2 separate regions of the Mus musculus genome follow, and region 1 is linked to region 2. A link is a loop called in an ENCODE intact Hi-C map of the cell type or tissue named here. Cell type or tissue: left cerebral cortex. All regions are shown on one strand. Each heading gives the region's core, and the rest is flanking DNA. Links, peaks and the distances in the headings are about the cores only. Region 1 holds the start of Tbl2 (transducin (beta)-like 2). Region 2 holds the start of Abhd11os (abhydrolase domain containing 11, opposite strand).

Evidence for each region. A loop is a pair of places that touch in the nucleus more often than their neighbours do. Peaks named below come from ENCODE experiments on the same cell type or tissue, not always from the same donor. Only the 100,000 strongest peaks of a DNase experiment are listed, where the experiment ranks them.
Region 1: a loop joins it to region 2, with 2.9 times the contacts of the local background. A loop is called at or near these places in 3 of 42 quality-filtered maps.

Annotation. Positions count from the first base shown.
Region 1 is chr5:135,147,277-135,155,633 of GRCm38, forward strand. Tbl2 (transducin (beta)-like 2) reads left to right here and starts at 2,410. Exons shown (of 7, transcript NM_013763.3): 1 at 2,410-2,588; 2 at 5,659-5,780; 3 at 7,038-7,222. The coding sequence starts at 2,462. In left cerebral cortex, for the core only: CTCF peaks have their summits at 2,308 and 4,254 (motif pointing right); a DNase peak (open chromatin) is centred at 2,222; H3K4me3 peaks cover 2,085 bases; H3K27ac peaks cover 1,465 bases.
Region 2 is chr5:135,011,077-135,019,411 of GRCm38, forward strand. It overlaps Abhd11 (abhydrolase domain containing 11), which reads left to right. Exons shown (of 6, transcript NM_145215.2): 4 at 134-304; 5 at 408-589; 6 at 811-1,099. The coding sequence ends at 943. Abhd11os (abhydrolase domain containing 11, opposite strand) reads right to left here and starts at 2,081. Exons shown (of 4, transcript NR_026688.1): 1 at 2,009-2,081; 2 at 1,618-1,712; 3 at 1,354-1,474; 4 at 1,046-1,256. In left cerebral cortex, for the core only: CTCF peaks have their summits at 2,182 (motif pointing right), 4,600 (motif pointing right) and 5,466 (motif pointing right); DNase peaks (open chromatin) are centred at 1,825, 2,221 and 4,592.

The DNA of each region.
Region 1 (8,357 bases), core at 219-8,218, 140 kb after region 2:
AAGCTGGGCGTGGTGGCGCATGCCTTTAATCCCAGCACTCGGGAGGCAGAGGCAGGCAGATTTCTGAGTTCGAGGCCAGCCTGGTCTACAGAGTGAGTTCCAGGACAGTCAGGGCTATACAGAGAAACCCTGTCTCGAAAAAAAAAAAAAAAAATCAAATCAAACCAAAAAGTTCCTATAATCCTAGTTTTCAGAAGAGTGAGGAAGGAGGGTTGTCACAAATTTATGGCCAGTCTGGGCTACAATACTGAGACCCTGTTTTAGGACAAAACAAAAATTTTCTCTTTGAGCTGAGATGTCTTAGTGGGTAAAGCATTTACTTTGTATGTAGATTGGAGTTTGGGTATCAGAAACCATCCTAAACACTGGGTGGGTATGTCATGTCAGCCTGCATGAGGGAGAGTAGGAGAAATTGGTTAATCAGAATAGCTGAAATTGTACAATACTGATTTAGCAAGATACCCTGCCCCAATACTCACCATATAAGGTGGAGAGCCATCTGGAAAACCAACAGACATCAATATCTGGCCTCCATACATGTGCTCTCGAGTGCGTGTGCACACGCACACACATCTGAACACATGTAAACTCACACTCATGTATGACATACACACATATATATGTACATATGAAAACACATTTTCTTTTGGAAGTCTCACTGTGTAGCTTTCTCTGGCCTGGAGTATGCTTGAGTACACCAGACTGGCCACAGATTCAAAAGCAATCCACCTGTCTCTGCTTCCCAAGTGCCGGGATTAAAGGAATATGCCCCCACAATTGGTGTAAAACACATACATACTCACAACCTTTTCAGGGACTAGATAATAGCCTCCATTGTAGAGCAGCTGCTTAGCATAATGATTGTCCAAGATTCAATCTCTAGCATGGCCAAAACGTAATTATATCTTTTTCGACATCCCTTTCTCTCTTCAGGCCACCCCCAAATCTAGGTACTTATCACCTCCCTGGAGGATTTTTGCAGCAACTTCCAGTTTATTTTGTAGTTGTTGTTGTGCGTCTCACATAGCTCAGCTTGCCCTGGAACTCGAAATGTATTCTAAGAAAACCTTGAATTTCTGATCTTCCTGCCTCCTACTCCCAAGTGTGGAATTATAGGCTATTACTACTACACCGGGTTTATGGGTTGCTGAAGGAACTCAGCTTTCTGCAAGCTAGTCAAATACTCTTCCAATGGAGTTACATCCCTAGCCACAACATGATTGTAAGTTTTGGTTTTGTTGTTTCTCTCCGCATCGCTGGGGAATCGAACCCACGTTCTTGTACAGAATTAATAAGTGATCTCCCTGGTTTGCTTTCTACCTTCAGTCTTTGTTCAAAATACTCCATGGATTTTGCTCCGGGCCTTCCTATGATAACTAGCGTGGTCTGATGAAACCAGTGTTCTAGGATCTCCAGTTCTTTCCGACCTTTCTAGCCGTTTCTTTTTCTAATATTCACAACCTCTCCACGACACCCTCGCTTTGGGCTTTGCGAGGCTGTCCCATACCAACGGACAGGGCATCTCTCTTCCCCAGCAGCGAAAGCACGGGTCAAATGGGAATAAGAACCTCTGCCCTGCCCCTTGGAAGGATCCAGTTTGGCGATGCTGCAATAAAACTTCTAATAAACGATCAAGATGAGGTGAGAGCTGGACCGTCTGAGTCCGCTACCGAAAAACTTCTTGCAGACAGCTTCAATCAAAGCTGTTCACCGTTGGGCCCCGCCCCTCAAAAACCAGTCCAATAGCCAGGCCTTGCCTCTTCAGGTCAAAAGCTAAGCCCCGCCCCTCATAAACTCAGACGGAAGACCCGGCCCCAAGGGGGATTCAAAAATCCAGGCCCCACCTCTCAGAGCACGTGAGCACTCAAACGCGCGAGGTTCCGCCTCCAGCACGAGCAGCTAAGTCCCGCCCCTCAGGTCGTGTCAACGGCCAGGTCTTGCTCCTCCTAACACTCAGACTACCAGTTCTTCCACCCCAAAAGACGAAAACCGTCAAGATTGGCTCCTCACGACGCCCCAAAGGCCAATCGCCGCTCCACAGTACTTGCAACTGTCCCCAGTCCCTCCAAGCGCGCCAACGGACAGGCCCTGCCCCACAGGGAACGGAACCTTCTGGCCCGCCCCTCGAGGCGCGCACGTCCCAGGCTCCGCCCTTATAGAGTTCCAACTGCCAGGCCCCGCCTCACAGCGCCCGCTAACGGCCAGGCCCCGCCCTCAAGGCGCTCAAGAGGCCAACCTCCGCCCTGCAGAGCGCTCCAACGGCCAGGTCGCTTCCCATAGGGCATCGTAACGACTAGGTCCCGCCTTCCGAGGTGCGCTTGGGACCAAGCCACGCCCCAAAGAGGCCAACGCTGGCCAGCCCCGCCCCTCGAGGCGCGCCAACTGTCCTCCCCCGCCCCCTCGTGCGCCGAGACGTGAGGACGCCGGCGTCGTAGGCTGAGGTGGCAGCTGTCCCGCAGTCATGGAGCTGCCGCAGATGCCGGAGCTGATGGGGTTGTCCCTCCTGGTGGGTCTGCTGGCCTTGGTGGCCACGGCGGCTGTGGCGCGGGGCTGGCTGCGGGCCGAGGAGAAGCCCAGCCAGCCCGTCTGTAAGTATACCGGGTCGGGTGGCGGTGACTCTGGGGACTTTGCTCCCGGCCGCCGCGTGGTACGAGGAGCGTGGAGAGTCACGGACCTCAGTTTCCCTGGTTGTGAGATGAACTTTCCCGTGTAGGTTTCGGGTTGCAGGTGCACCCCAGGGACAAGATTCTTTGGAACCTGGGAGCTGCGCTGCTACGTGGTCGGTGACTTTTCCTGGGACACCTCCCACCACCACCACCACCTATGTCCCCGGAGCTGCTACGAAAGCTCAGTCAGACCCCAGGTTTGCTATGTGTTCGTGTTCTTAGAAAATGGGGGTCATTTGAAAATACTCTTCAGCCAACTCTGACCGGCAGGAACGTTTTCTGAACTCCTGTTACCTATACCTAGCTTCGAGGTCTTTTTAATACGTTCAGTAACCGAGAAGCTTGTAAAAGTGTGGTCTACACTGTAGATCTAAATTGTAAGCATCTGAAAAGGCAAGCGAAATAGACATTGTATTAAATTTCACAAAGGAGTTAATACTATAAAAGGATCGAGAGTATGAATGGTCTTGCTGCTTTTATTTATTTATTTTTTAGGGAATAAAAGTTGGGGATTCCGGGAACTCTTCAGAGAGGGTAGGGAACCCATTGTGAGTTTCTGAGACATGGTTTCACAATGTTGTCCAAACTGGCCTTGAGCTCTGGTTATTACTGCCTCAGTCTCGGGAGCATTGGAGTATACAAGTGTGTGTGTGCTCCCCATACCTAGCCTTGTGAGGTGCTGGGTAGGTGAAACCCAGAGGCTCAAGCAAGTGCTGTTCCACGGATCTACACCCCCAAATCTGTGATGTGAGTTGTTCAGGGATGCCAGTGTAGGATTTTGCCTGGGAGGCCAAGGAAGAAAGAAGGTTCTTTTGTTTGTTTTGTTTTTTCGGGACAGGGTTTTTTTTTTTTGTTGTTGTTGTTGTTGTTGGGTTTTTTTGTTTGTTTGTTTTTGTTTTGGTTTTGGTTTTTTGGTTTTTCGAGACAGGGTTTCTCTGTGTAGCCCTGGCTGTCCTGAAACTCACTTTGTAGACCAGGCTGGCCTCGAACTCAGAAATCCACCTGCCTCTGCCTCCCAAGTGCTGGGATTAAAGGCGTGCGCCACCATCGCCCTGCAAGAAAGACAGTTCTATCAGCAGCAAAACTCAAGAAGACAAGGGATTCCAGAAACACTTGGAGGCTGCTTGGACATGGTGCGGCCATAGACCGCCTGCCTAGGATTCCCCTAGTGAGGGGTCAGGAACAGAGCTCAGGGTTAGAACTCTTGCCTGTGATACCGGAGGCACTGCATTTTATCCCAGTGCTGAAAGAATAGCAGTCCAGCATCTGGTTTAACGCTGAAGGTCACCATGAGCAAGTTCAATAATAAGTTTTAATTCCTGTAAGAATTAGGGAGCATCTACTGCTACCTAACACGTGTCAGCTTGGTGTGTAAACCTAGTTCTCCAAGATATGCTTTCATTTTAATTAACTATTTTTTTTTTTTTTGAGACAGGTTTTCTATATATAGCCCTGGCTGTCAAAGACCCACCCACTTCCCAAGTGCTAGGGTTAAAGGCATATGCCACCACTGCTCTGCTTTCTCTCTTTTAAAAATTTTTTTTCCTGCATATGAGTTCACTGTAGCTGTCTTCAGACACACCAGAAGAGGGCATCAGATCCCATTACAGATAGTTTTGAGCCACCATGTGGTTGCTGGGATTTGAACTCAAGACCTCTGGAAGAACAGTCAGTGCTCTTAACCACTGAGCCATCTCTCCAGCCCCCGCCCCCCTTTCTCTCTTTTGTGCATGTGTGAGAGAGAGAGAGATCCAGGTGGGGCCTTGAACTCACTATGTAGTCAAGCCTGACTCTGAACAACCTCCTCTCCCAGTCTTCCTGTCTCCACCTGCTGAGTGCTAGAATTATTTATAGGCAGCATACATCACCAAGCCTGGTCTCAATATCTCTTTGAGGAATCAAGATTTAAAGCAGTTAAATAACTTACCCAAGACCAGATCTTCAGATCCCCTTGTGCATATCATTCCCCTACTTGGGGATGCCTGACTAGAATTCACACTACACAGGCTAAGCCATGAACCCACCCAGCTGTCTCAGTTCAGAGAGATGCTATACACACTCAGAAAATAGCCTCTGTAAGACCACACTCATGAGGGCTGGGGATGTAGAACATGTGTTCTTCCTTAGCATGCACCAAGCTACAGTCTCAACCTTCAGAATGGCTTTAAAAATAGAAGAAAAGAATACACACTGATAAAGACTGAATTCAAAGTCAAGTCTGATTTCTAAGCCTTTTTTAAAAATTATGTGTATAGATAATTTAGATTTGTCTATAGATTTGTCCATTTTTGTGGAGATGTTCTTGAGGGCCATGGGTGCCATAGTCTCTAGAACTAGAGTTTTAGTTGGTTATGAGCCACCTGATTTGAGTGCTGGGAGCCAAACTCTGATTCTCTGAATATATGCTTTTAACCACCGCGCCATCTCTCCAGGCCTAGTTTTGTTTGTTTTTCAGTGCAGCTGGAGATTGAACTTGAGGCTTTGTACAGGCTAAGCAAGCCCTCTACCACTAAGCTATATCCCTAGCCCCTCCCCCTTTACATGAACATGTATGGGTGGATGCACATACATCTCGTGCACATGGATTTCAGGGAACAACCTTATATATTGTTAGGAACGCAAGTTGCTTCCATTGAGATGGAGTCTCATATTGACTGGGAGGGAGCTCATGAGCTAGGTCAGGCTGGTTAGGCAGAGAGCCCTAGAGACTTTCCTGACTCCACCTCCTCAGTGCTGAGATGACAGCGGATGTGTAATCTCTCAGGTGTAAACCACACGCACCTCATATTTACAGAGCAAGTACTTTGCCTATGAACTATCTCCCCCCCTTCTCCCACCTCCCTGGCCTGTTTTTGCACATGTCACTTTTTCAAGGACAAAGGCTCTATCTGGGCCGTGTTGTGGTACCCTACACAGAGCCTGAGAAATCCTAGGCACTCACTCGATGCTTCTGAGTGCGTGCATGGGTCAATGACACGGCCCTTCCTTGTAGGTCAGAAAGAAAACGAACCCAAGAAGTCAGGATCCAAGAAGCAGAAGCAGAATCAGCGGGTTCGTAAGGAGAAGCCTCAGCAGCACAGCTTCACGCACCCCCTTCTGGCTGCAGCACTGAAGGTACTTGGTACTCCTGGGTACTGAACACATGCAGTATGTACATGAAGAGTGCTCACGCCTACACCTTGTCCTTGGTAATCTGGGCAGATTACATACACCTAACTCTCAGCAGCAGAGTAGGCATACCCCTTCTGGCCCTTCTGGCTGGTGGTTGTTTCCCTTGTACTGAGGATTGAATCCAGGGCCTTGTATATTCTACCTTCAGTTCTTATTAAGGTTTGGTCTCTTGCTACGTATTGTAATCTTTAGTACTGGCTCCACGATCTGGTTGCCTCGGGATGTACACCAAGTGATGCTATGTAACCCTGCTCCTTAAGTTAAAACTATTGGTTGAATAAAAATGCCTGTAGCCTGTAGCTGGGCAGAAGAGAGGTAGCTGGGGCTTCGCAGAGACCATGAGGAGGCAAACTGAGGGGTGAGGAGAGGAGACAATGTCATGGAGTAGATGAATGATGAGAACATGGCCCTGAGGGCTGGTCAGCTGGAGACAAGTTATATCATAGAGTTACTGACAGGGAAGAAGACAAAAATCATAGAGGGCCGATATCTGCCCAGCTCTAGTACTGTTAATGTTAATTATAAATATAAGGGGTCTGTGTCTTTTATTTGGGAACTAAATGATCAAAGGTGGAGTAGAAACCCCCATTGAGTTATTACTATATCAAGTTCTTTTTTTTTTTAAAGATTTATTTATTTTATTTTATTATACGTGAGTACACTGTAGCTGTCTTCAGACACTCCAGAAGAGGGCGTCAGATCTTGTTACGGATGGTTGTGAGCCATCATGTGGTTGCTGGGATTTGAACTCATGACCTTCAGAAGAACAGTTGGTGCTCTTAACCACTGAGCCATCTCACCAGCCCCCGGTATCAAGTTCTTGATTGGCAGATTTCTACAAAAGGGCCCCGCAGCTGAGCACCTTCCTTGGGGATTCGAGGCAGGCATTCTGCCAATAAACTACAGCCCTAGTCCATTCTCTTTATCTTTTCTACTGTTATTTTTGAGGTCGTTTCACTAAATTGCTTAGGCTAGCTTCAGACTTTACTCTGTAGCTCAGGCAGGCCTCGAACTTGGCATCCTATGCTGAGCTCCCAAGGAGCTGGGATTATAGACCTGTGCTAGAAGAGCTAGCTTACCTTGTTCCATCTCTGACCTGTCCATCATCCAAGCCCCTGAGCCAGAGTGGCTCCCCTAGGTTCAGCCTCCTCATCCACTTGAGAGGTTTCTCATTGGTCCTTCCTGCATTCTTTTCCCTAGAGCCACAGTGGGAATATATCTTGCATGGACTTCAGCAGCAACGGCAAGTATCTGGCCACCTGTGCGGATGACCGCACTGTCCGTATCTGGAGCACTAAAGATTTCCTTCAGCGGGAGCACCGCAGCATGAGAGCCAACGTGGAGCTGGACCATGCCACCTTGGTACGCTTCAGCCCTGACTGCAGGTGAGACAGGACAGAGCCTCAGGCTTGTCTGCAAAAGCCCAGCTTATGGCTGTGGCCTTCACATATCCAGTTGGGGCTTAGTGAGGAGGGATCAGGAGTCTACCTTGTTGTGACGTAAAAAGGTCATTCAGACAGTATGGAGCCTCCTGGGGCCTCTCGGAGGCTCCGCTCTATAGAAGGAAGCAGAGACAGAACATTCCTACCCTGGATGTTCCAAACTCCAACCTGCCATGAGTTTTGGAAGCTCTTAGAACTTTTTTTTTTTTTTTTTTTTTGAGACAGGGTTTCTCTGTGTAGCCCTGGCTGTCCTGGAACTCACTCTGTAGACCAGGCTGGCCTCAAACTCAGAAATCCGCCTGCCTCTGCCTCCCAAGTGCTGGGATTAAAGGCGTGCACCACCACTGCCCAGCCTCTTAAAACTTCCTAAGCTCCAGAAATGGAAGGAACCAAAGCTCTGAGGCCCGTTTTCTCTTTGTACTGTAGGGACTGAACTCAGTATCACACACACCACCAAGCTACACCTTCAGCCGTTCTTGCTTCTTGGGTTTTTGTTTTTTGATTGTTTTGAGACAGGACACGGGGCCTTGCTATGTTGATCTCACTAGGTAATGCAGCTTGGCCTTGAACTTGTGATCTCTCTGCCCAGTCTCCCCTGTGCTGGGATTCAATGTGGCCTTGTGTACTTTTGTTCGTGGAAATATAAGCAAAAGTCTGTTTACTCTAGGTAGGGCATAACCACAGACCAGAGAATAATTGCTCTGTGTAGCACTTGGTGAGCCATTGGGTTTAGTTGGGTTACTTACAGGATTATGGGTAAGAGGATGCTTAAAAGAACATGGACAGCTCTTTGGGAGTCACATCATAGAAGGCCCATGTTAGCATGAATGACGATGACTTGCGTATTGGGCTTCAAGGCAGCTCCATCAGACAGTCCTCTCTTCCCAGCAATGGTTTCTATCTCTGTAGCCTTGGGGAGGGAGGGGCCTTATGAGTATTGAGACTCTCTTAGCTTCCTGCTCCTTAAGTCTCAAAGCCTCTCTCATCTTGGGAGGATATGTTTTTTTATGTTTAGTGCTAATGATCAAACCCATAGCCTACCACTGAGATACATTTATGTCTTCGAATTGTTTTGTTT
Region 2 (8,335 bases), core at 336-8,335:
TGGGTCCTCTTAATGCACTCTAAGCCCATTGATAACGTGGGACTCATCCACACTTTGGATGGCCAGGTCCAGAAACTCTGCTGGCGGCTCAGAGTTTGTCTGGGACCTGCTCTGGTCTGATTCTGTCTCCCAGCCAGATGTTGTGGAACGATTGGTTGTTGTAGACATAAGCCCGGTAGGAACCACACCTGGATCACACATTGGAGCCTTCATAGCAGCCATGAAGGCTGTTGAGATCCCAGAGAAGGTGCCGCACTCCCAAGCCCGAAAACTGGCGGATAAGCAGCTTAGTTCGGTTGTCAAGGTGACGCACGCCCCCCCCCCCTTTCCCCATGGTGTGTGTCAGAGGAAAAGTGGTGGGTGGGCCTCACAGGGAGCCCCTTCACAGCTGCCAGGTCTCCCCACAGGAAGCGGGCATTCGGCAGTTCCTGCTCACTAACCTGGTAGAGGTGGGTGGGCGATTCTCCTGGAGACTGAACTTGGATACGTTAGCTCAGCACTTGGACAAGATAATGACCTTTCCTCAGCAACGTGAACCCTACTCGGGGCCAACTCTCTTCCTGCTTGGTGGAAATTCTACATATGTACAGTAAGCCGGTGTGGGACCATAGGAAGGGGCATGCTTTGCCCACCACCAGCTATGGGAGCCTGCGTGGGCTAGGGGAGGCGGGGTATCTGGGAGCCTGGCAATACCACTGCGCATGAAGGCTCATGCACATCTCTCTCTCCTGTTCTCTCTCTCTCCCTTTCTCCCTCTCCCCACACCTCTCCATTGTCTTCCCTCTCCATTGGCTTCACTATGGCGGCCAGACCCAGCCACCACTCAGAGATTAGGCGACTCTTCCCTCAAGCCCAGATTCAGACCGTGCCTAACGCTGGCCACTGGGTCCACAGCGACAAACCCCAAGACTTCATGGATGCTGTCACCAGCTTCTTGGCTTAAGAAGTAGCTCCTTGGAAGAGCAGCCAGGGGACTCTAGGCTTGGGATCTGTGCCATCTTGCTTCTGCACAGAAAAACTCAGGGGCACGGAGAGGGTCCAGGAGTACAGAAGTGGCCCAACACTTTTAATGAATAAAGACAGTTCCCCTTTAAGCCCTGGATCCGTTTTCACCACCGTCGCCCCCACTGACCCCGGGAGAGTTGAATCCAGGAACTTCTGCCCGGGCTTGTGTTCTCGTGTGTTCCCAGGGTGCCTCTGGGCTCTCCCTGCAGCTGACTCCGCACCCGCTCTCGAACCATATGCTGCATGTCTTCCTGGGCACGGGAGAGAGAGCAGGTCCGAGGCAATCCCTGGGGACGGAGGGGCGGAGGGGCGTCTTCCAAGACTCCCGACTCAGAGGCTCCACCCTACCTCCCAGGCCTCCACCTCCTGTTTCAGCTTCAGTTTCTCCTGCAGGACCTCCAGCAGCTGAGCCTCCACTGTGCGCAGCCTGGCTCGACAGGAGTCCAGCTCCTCTTCCACCGCGCGCTTCCTACAGGCAGTGGGGGATGGGGGTGGGGGTGTTCCAGTGGCTGTCTTCTGGAAATATCTGGAGCCCCCTTCCTCTCCTCTAGTAGGAGTGAGTCCCCACTTCCCCCTCCTCCACCCCACCCCCACCCCCAGAGTTTCTCTCACTTAGCAATGGCTTCATCCCTCTCCTGCAGTACTTGCTCCAGGGAAGGTTCCGCCCGGGTGTCCCCCAGTGCTCCTGCCGCTTGGGATTCTGGGTTCTGTTGGGGAGTGATGGATGAGGAGGCAGTGACCTGGGGCTTGTCAGAAGGAGAAGCCTCACCCTGGGTCCTTCTGCCCTGCCTCTGCCCTGCCTCATGCTATTTCCACTCAGTTTTACCACCCTTTGCCTCCAGGGGGTGCTGCGCCGGCATCTTGTAAAGGAGACCCTTAGTCTGGCTAGCCGGGAAGTAGACTATGGGACTTTGCAGAATGGACAGTGTTTGAAGCTCCTGAGGAGAAAGGAGTTCCCACACAGCCCTACAGAAATGCTACTGAGTGCTCTGGAGTCGCTTACCTTTCTATGAGCTTAGAGAGTCAAGGCCTGGTGACTGAGACTTGTCAGTTGGTAGAGGCTAGAAGACAGAGCCCTTTGCCCTTCCAGGCAAGGCACTCCCTAGCAGACTCCACCTACAGGAGGACAGCCTGGGGCAAGGAGCAAGTGCACCTCCCTCTTAACACCTTGGAAGGCCCCAAGCCTTTTCCCCAATTCTTGCCGTCTGTCGCCTCCAGGGGGCGCTCCACCCGTGTCTCAGAGGAACAGACAACCTAGGTTTAGTTTAGTTGTAATGCCAAGCATCAGGCAGTGTCTCGTCTAGTCTCCGCCCCCCCTCGCCCCCCCCCCCCGCCCTGCCACGAGGGGTTGACTCTGTGCTAGTTCTTCAAGGAATCATCTGCCCCCAGAATTCTTTTTTTTTTTTAATTAAAGATTTATTTATTATTATATGTAAGTACACTGTAGCTGTCTTCAGACACACCAGAAGAGGGAGTCAGATCTTGTTACAGATGGTTGTGAGCCACCATGTGGTTACTGGGATTTGAACTCTGGACCTTCGGAAGAGCAGTCGGGTGCTCTTACCCACTGAGCCATCTCTCCAGCCCGCCCCCAGAATTCTTATCCCACCTCAAGAGGAAAAAAACAAAAACCCAAGGAACCAGGCATGCTTACCATTTTATTTTTTTTGTTTTGTTTTGTTTTGTTTTGTTTTTCAAGACAGGGTTTCTCTATGTCACCCCGGTTATCCTCTGTAGATCAGGCTGGCCTTGAACTCAGAGACCCACCTACCTCTGCCTTCTGAATGCTGGGAATAAAGGCGTGCGCCTCCACCGCCTGGTTCATTACCAATAGCTTGAATCCCATCTTACCTTTATGCTGTTACTAGTATACCCCAAACACGCAGTGCCTGGGAAGCAGTCTAACTGAACTCAGCATTTCCAAGCTGAGGGACTTTTGTTTGTTTTGAGATAGGGCTTCTCTGTGAGACACCACTGCTTGACTCTAAAATGACCACCAATCCATATTGGAAATAGAAAAATACTTTTGAGATTTTGAGCATCTCTTTTGTTGTTGTTTATTTGTTTTTGGTTTTCTCTGTATAGCCCTGGCTGTCCTGGACCTCACTCTGTAGACCAGGCTGGCCTCGAACTCAGAAATCTGCCTCCCAAGGGATTCTACTAGGCAGGGGCTCTACCACTGAGCCACGCCCCCAGCCTCTCACTGGGGGATTCTAGGCAGATGCTCTACCATTGAGCCATACCCCAGCCCATAATATAGCATTTTGTATAAGGGACTTGAGCATCTCAGCATCCTAAGATTGGATAATGGTAGAGAGGTTTTTGTTTTTTGTTTTTTGTTTTGTGTGGCCTTAGCTATCCTCTGTAGACCAGGTTGACCTTGAATTTAGAGGAAACTCTGCCTCCTGAGTGCTTTGGTTTATTTATTTATTAATTTATTTATTTAATCTATGTATACGAGTACACTGTAGTTGTCCTCAGACACTCCAAAAGAGGGCATCAGATCCCATTACAGATGGTTGTGAGCCATCATATGGTTGCTGGAAATTGAACTTGGGACCTCTGGAAGAGCAGTCAGTGCTCTTAACCACTGAGCCATCTCTCCAGCCCGGTTTACACCTGTAATCCTGTACTCGGAGGCAGAGGCAGATCTCTTGAGTTTGAGGCCCACCTGGTCTACAGAGCTGAACTGAGTTATGTTGAACTAGGTCCCGCTCTTTCCCCCAGACAGGGTTTCTTTGTGTAGCCCTGGCTTTCCTGGAACTAGCTCTGTAGAGGCAAAATCACATTGAAAGTCTTCTCAGAAACTACATGGAAGATGCATTCTAGGGCTGGTGAGATGGCTCAGTGGTTAAGAGCACCGACTGCTCTTCCAAAGGTCCTGAGTTCAAATCCCAGCAACCACATGGTGGCTCACAACTGTCTGTAATGGGATCTGATGCCCTCTTCTGGTGTGTCCGAAGACAGCTACCGTGTACTTACATATAATAAATAAATAAATCTTTTTTTAAGAAAAAGATGCATTCTAAAGATAGGATATATGTGTTACTCTTTTTCCCTCTCTTCTGAATCTGGGAAAACGCACATATACATTAAAAAGAAAAGAAATTGCTTTACAGTTTTTTACCTCTTCATTTGTGTTTCCTTATGCCATATCAAAAACATTCCTTCGTAATACAGGGGTAGCTCGGTGGCTGAGCCCTTGTTGCAGAGTTCAGTTCTCAGCACCCTTGTCCGGTGGCTCAAGACTTCGTGTACTTCCAGCCCCAGAGGATCCGATACCTCCAAAGGCATCCATGCACACAATAAACACCTTGTGGGTGTAGCTCAGCAGTAGAGCATCTGCCTAGAATTCCCCCTACTGAGGGGTGACTTGGTAATAGGGTGCATGTGTGAGACTCTGGGGTTTATCCCCAACTCAAAAACCACGTTGGGGGTAAAGCTTCCTCCTCCTTCTCCAGGCACATTCAGCCCCTTATACTTCTCTGTCTCCCTCTTTCACTGGCAGCGGGGGGTGTCACTGCCAGGGTGTCTTTGCCGCCACCTTCTGAAGGGAAGGCAGCTAGACAAGCGAAGCAGTACCACCTTTGGCCTGAAGGTGGCAGCAGCCCCCAAGAGCAAAGATCCCATGAGCTGCCCCTACTCCCTCAACGTGTGAAATGGAAACCCTCCCCAGGGTGGTGGGCAATTCCCAGGGTTCCTTTGTAAAAAATATCTGTTCACCTGACTCCGCATGTGCTTTCTGCTCACTCTATCTAGTGACACCTCTGGAATCAAGGGGCATGACCCAGTGTGGGTGGTGGTGGTAGCGGCACTGGCATGGAATCCCAGCATTGGAGAGGTGAAGGCCGAAGAAAAAGGAATTCAAGATCATCCTTGGTTACATATCAAGGTTAAGGCCATAGCAGGCATAGTGGCCAAGCCTTTAATCCTAGGACTCAGAGGCAGAGACCAGCCTGGTCTACACAGCGAGTTCCAGAATAGTCAAGGCTACACAGAGAAACCTTGTCTCAAAAACCAAAGAGGAGGGAAGGAAGGGAGGGATGGAGGGAAGGAAGAAAAAGTAGGAAGAGGCTAGCCTGGGGTAAATGAGACACCGACTCTACAGGTGTTTTCCAGCCCAACCCTCATCTGAACTCCAGGGCATACTTGTCTGCTGGCTTTCCCATGGAGCTGTGATGGAGAGCTCAAATTTAAGAATACCAACCACAGTCCAGTGATATCCTTTCCCCTGTGGCATCCTAATCCTCCCCCTCCCTCCCCACTCCCCGTCTGTCTCTCTGCCCTGTGAGATAGGCACCCTGAATGGCCTTGGCTGTTGTGGAACTCACTGTGTAAACAAAGCTGACCTTGAACTAGGTCGCTGCCTTCTGCATTTGCCTTCCCAGAATTGAGGTTAAAGGTGTGAGCTACACACAGTTTTATTTTGAATTTTAAGTTTATGAGTATTTTGCCTGATGCCTACAGAGGCCAGAAGAGGGCGTCAGAGCTGCTCTTCCTTATGGGAGCTGAGACCCAAACCCAGGTCTTCTGAAAGATCGGCAGGTGCTCATTTTTTTATCAATCAATCTATTTATCTATCTATTGGGCTTTTTTTTTTAATATTTATTTATTTATTTATTTATTTATTTATTTATTTATTTATTTATTATATGTAAGTACACTACTGTAGCTGTCTTCAGACACTCCAGAAGAGGGCATCAGATTTCGTTACGGATGGTTGTGAGCCACCATGTGGTTGCTGGGATTTGAACTCAGGGCCTTTGGAAGAGCAGTCAGCACTCTTAACCGCTGAGCCATCTCACCAGCCCCCTATTGGGCTTTTTTTAAAGACAGGGTTTCTCTGTATATTCATTTTTTTGTTGTTTTATATATTCATTTATTCATTTTGAGTCAGGGTTTTTCTGCACAGCCCTGGCTGTCCTGAAACTCACTCTGTTGACCACTCCGGCCTTAAATTCAAGGGATCTGTCTGCTGAGTGGTGGGATTAAAGGCATGCGCCACCATAGTCTGGCTTAATTTTCTTTTTAATTTTGTGGATGTGGGTCTGTGCCATAAGTGTGGGTGCCAATGGAAGCCAGAGATGTTGGATCCCCTGGGGTTGTAGTTACAGGTGCTCATGAGCCGTCATGTTGAACTGAGGACTGAACTCAGCTCCTCCGCAAGAGCAGCACTCTCTGTTAACCTCTGAGCCATCTCTCAGGTCCTGGACTACTTTAAAATACACACACACACTATAATAAAAGCATTTATTTATGTATTTATTTACCTTTCAAGACAGGGTTTCTCTGTACAGCCCTGACTGTATTCTGGAACTTGCTTTGTAGACCAGGCTGGCCTTGAACTCACAGAGATCCACTTACTTCTGTCTCCCAAGTGCTGGAACTAAAAGGCATGTGCCACCACTGCCTAGCAACTCTTTTTTAAAAAGGACAATAACCAGGCTGGCGAGATGGCTCAGCGGTTAAGAGCACTGACTGCTCTTCCGAAGGTCCTGAGTTCAAATCCCAGCAACCACATGGTGGCTCACAACCATCTGTAATGGGATCTGATGCACTCTTCTGGTGTGTCTGAAAACAGCTACCGTGTACTTACATAGAATAAATAAATAAATCTTAAAAAAGAAAAAAAGGACAGTAACCATTATTCAAATACTGAGTTCTGTTGGCCCCACCTTTAGTAGGTGTTACAATCCAGCTCTTTCTTTCACCACCGTTGTCTGCCACCCTGCCTTCAGGACACAGCTTATGTGTGTTCCTCCCCTCAACCCCTGTCAGCCTGTTAACCTGAAACAATCCTGTTAAAGCCTATGGTGGACTCTACCCATGCCTCTTCTGCCCAGCAATGATAGGCTAAGATCGCTTGAAGCTTCTTGAGCCCACTTCCTCCATGGACTCTGGCTTCATCTCTTCCGAGGTCTTCCTTACCCACAATGCCCCAGGCTTCCTCACTTCCCTGATGTCCCACACACATGCTAGACACTCTTCCTGGTCACTGCTGTGGTACATACTGTCCCCTCAGCCCCAAGCGCTCTTCCCTGCATGGTTTACCCCTCCCCTCCTGAAATTTCCTCAAAAGCTGTCTTCTCAACAGAGACCATTTATTTCAAGTGGGAGCGGGGCTGGACATGATGTCGCCCGCCTTCAGTCCCACCCTGCACTGGGAGGCAGAGGTTAGGGTTCTTTATGAGTTTGGGGCCAGCCTGCTCTACATAGCAAGTTCCAGGCCAGCCAAGGCTACATGCTGAAACCAGAGCTATGCGATGAGATTCACTTTGGGCGACATGAAACTCTTGATTTATTTACTTATTTGTTTGTTGTTTTAGTTTTTGGAGGCAATCTCTGTGTGTAGCCCTGGCTGTCCTGGAACTTGCTCTGTATGTAGATCAGGTTAATCTCAAAACCAGTGATCCCTTTGTGTCCGCCTAAGGAGTGCTGGGATTAAAGGCATGCCCCACCAGGCCTCCTAGTTGAGACTCTGAGTTAAAGAATATAGACATCAAAAGGACCTGGTGGAGGTGGGGAGAGGTTGGCTCAGTCAGTGAAGTGCTTGTTTTGAAGTGTGAGGATCAGTTGGATCATCAAAACCCACTTGAGAAAACTAGGAATGGTGGCACGTCCTTGTAGGCACAGTGCTGGGGAGATGGAGGCAGGAGGATGCCTGGCCAGAGAGTATCACCTGCTTAGTTCCAGAGCAGTGACCAACTCTATCTCAAAAGTGTGTATATGGAGGTGTGGGGTGGGGCCTGGGGGTGGGGGTGGCTGGAGAATTGGCTCAGCAGTTAAGAGCACTGTCTGCTCTTGCAGAAGACCAGGGTTCAACTCCTAGCAACCACATGGCAGCTCAACGTTGTCTATTCTCCAGTCCCAGGGAATCTGATGCTCTCCTTTGGTCTCCTTGGACACCATGCATGCATGTGCTGCCCATGTACACCTGCAGACAAAATACCCACACACACTTTTTTTTCTGAGACAAGGTTTTGTTATGTAGCCCTGGCTGTACCAGAACTAGCTCTGTAGCCCAGGCTGCCTCAAACTCAGAGATCTGCCTGCCTCTGCCTCCCAAGTGTTGAGATTAAAGGCATGCACCACCACATAAAATATTTTTAAAAAGACAAAAGCAAGTTAGCACAGAGATAGAAATTATATAATAAAGAATGCTTTTAAAAACCTGAAGAGCCGGGCAGTGGGGGCGCATGCCTTTAATCCCAGCACTTGGGAGGAAGAGGCAGGTGGATTTCTGAGTTTGAGGCCAGCCTGGTCTACAGAGTGAGTTCCAAGACAGCCAGGGCTACACAGAGAAACCCTGTCTCAAAAAACCAAAACCAAA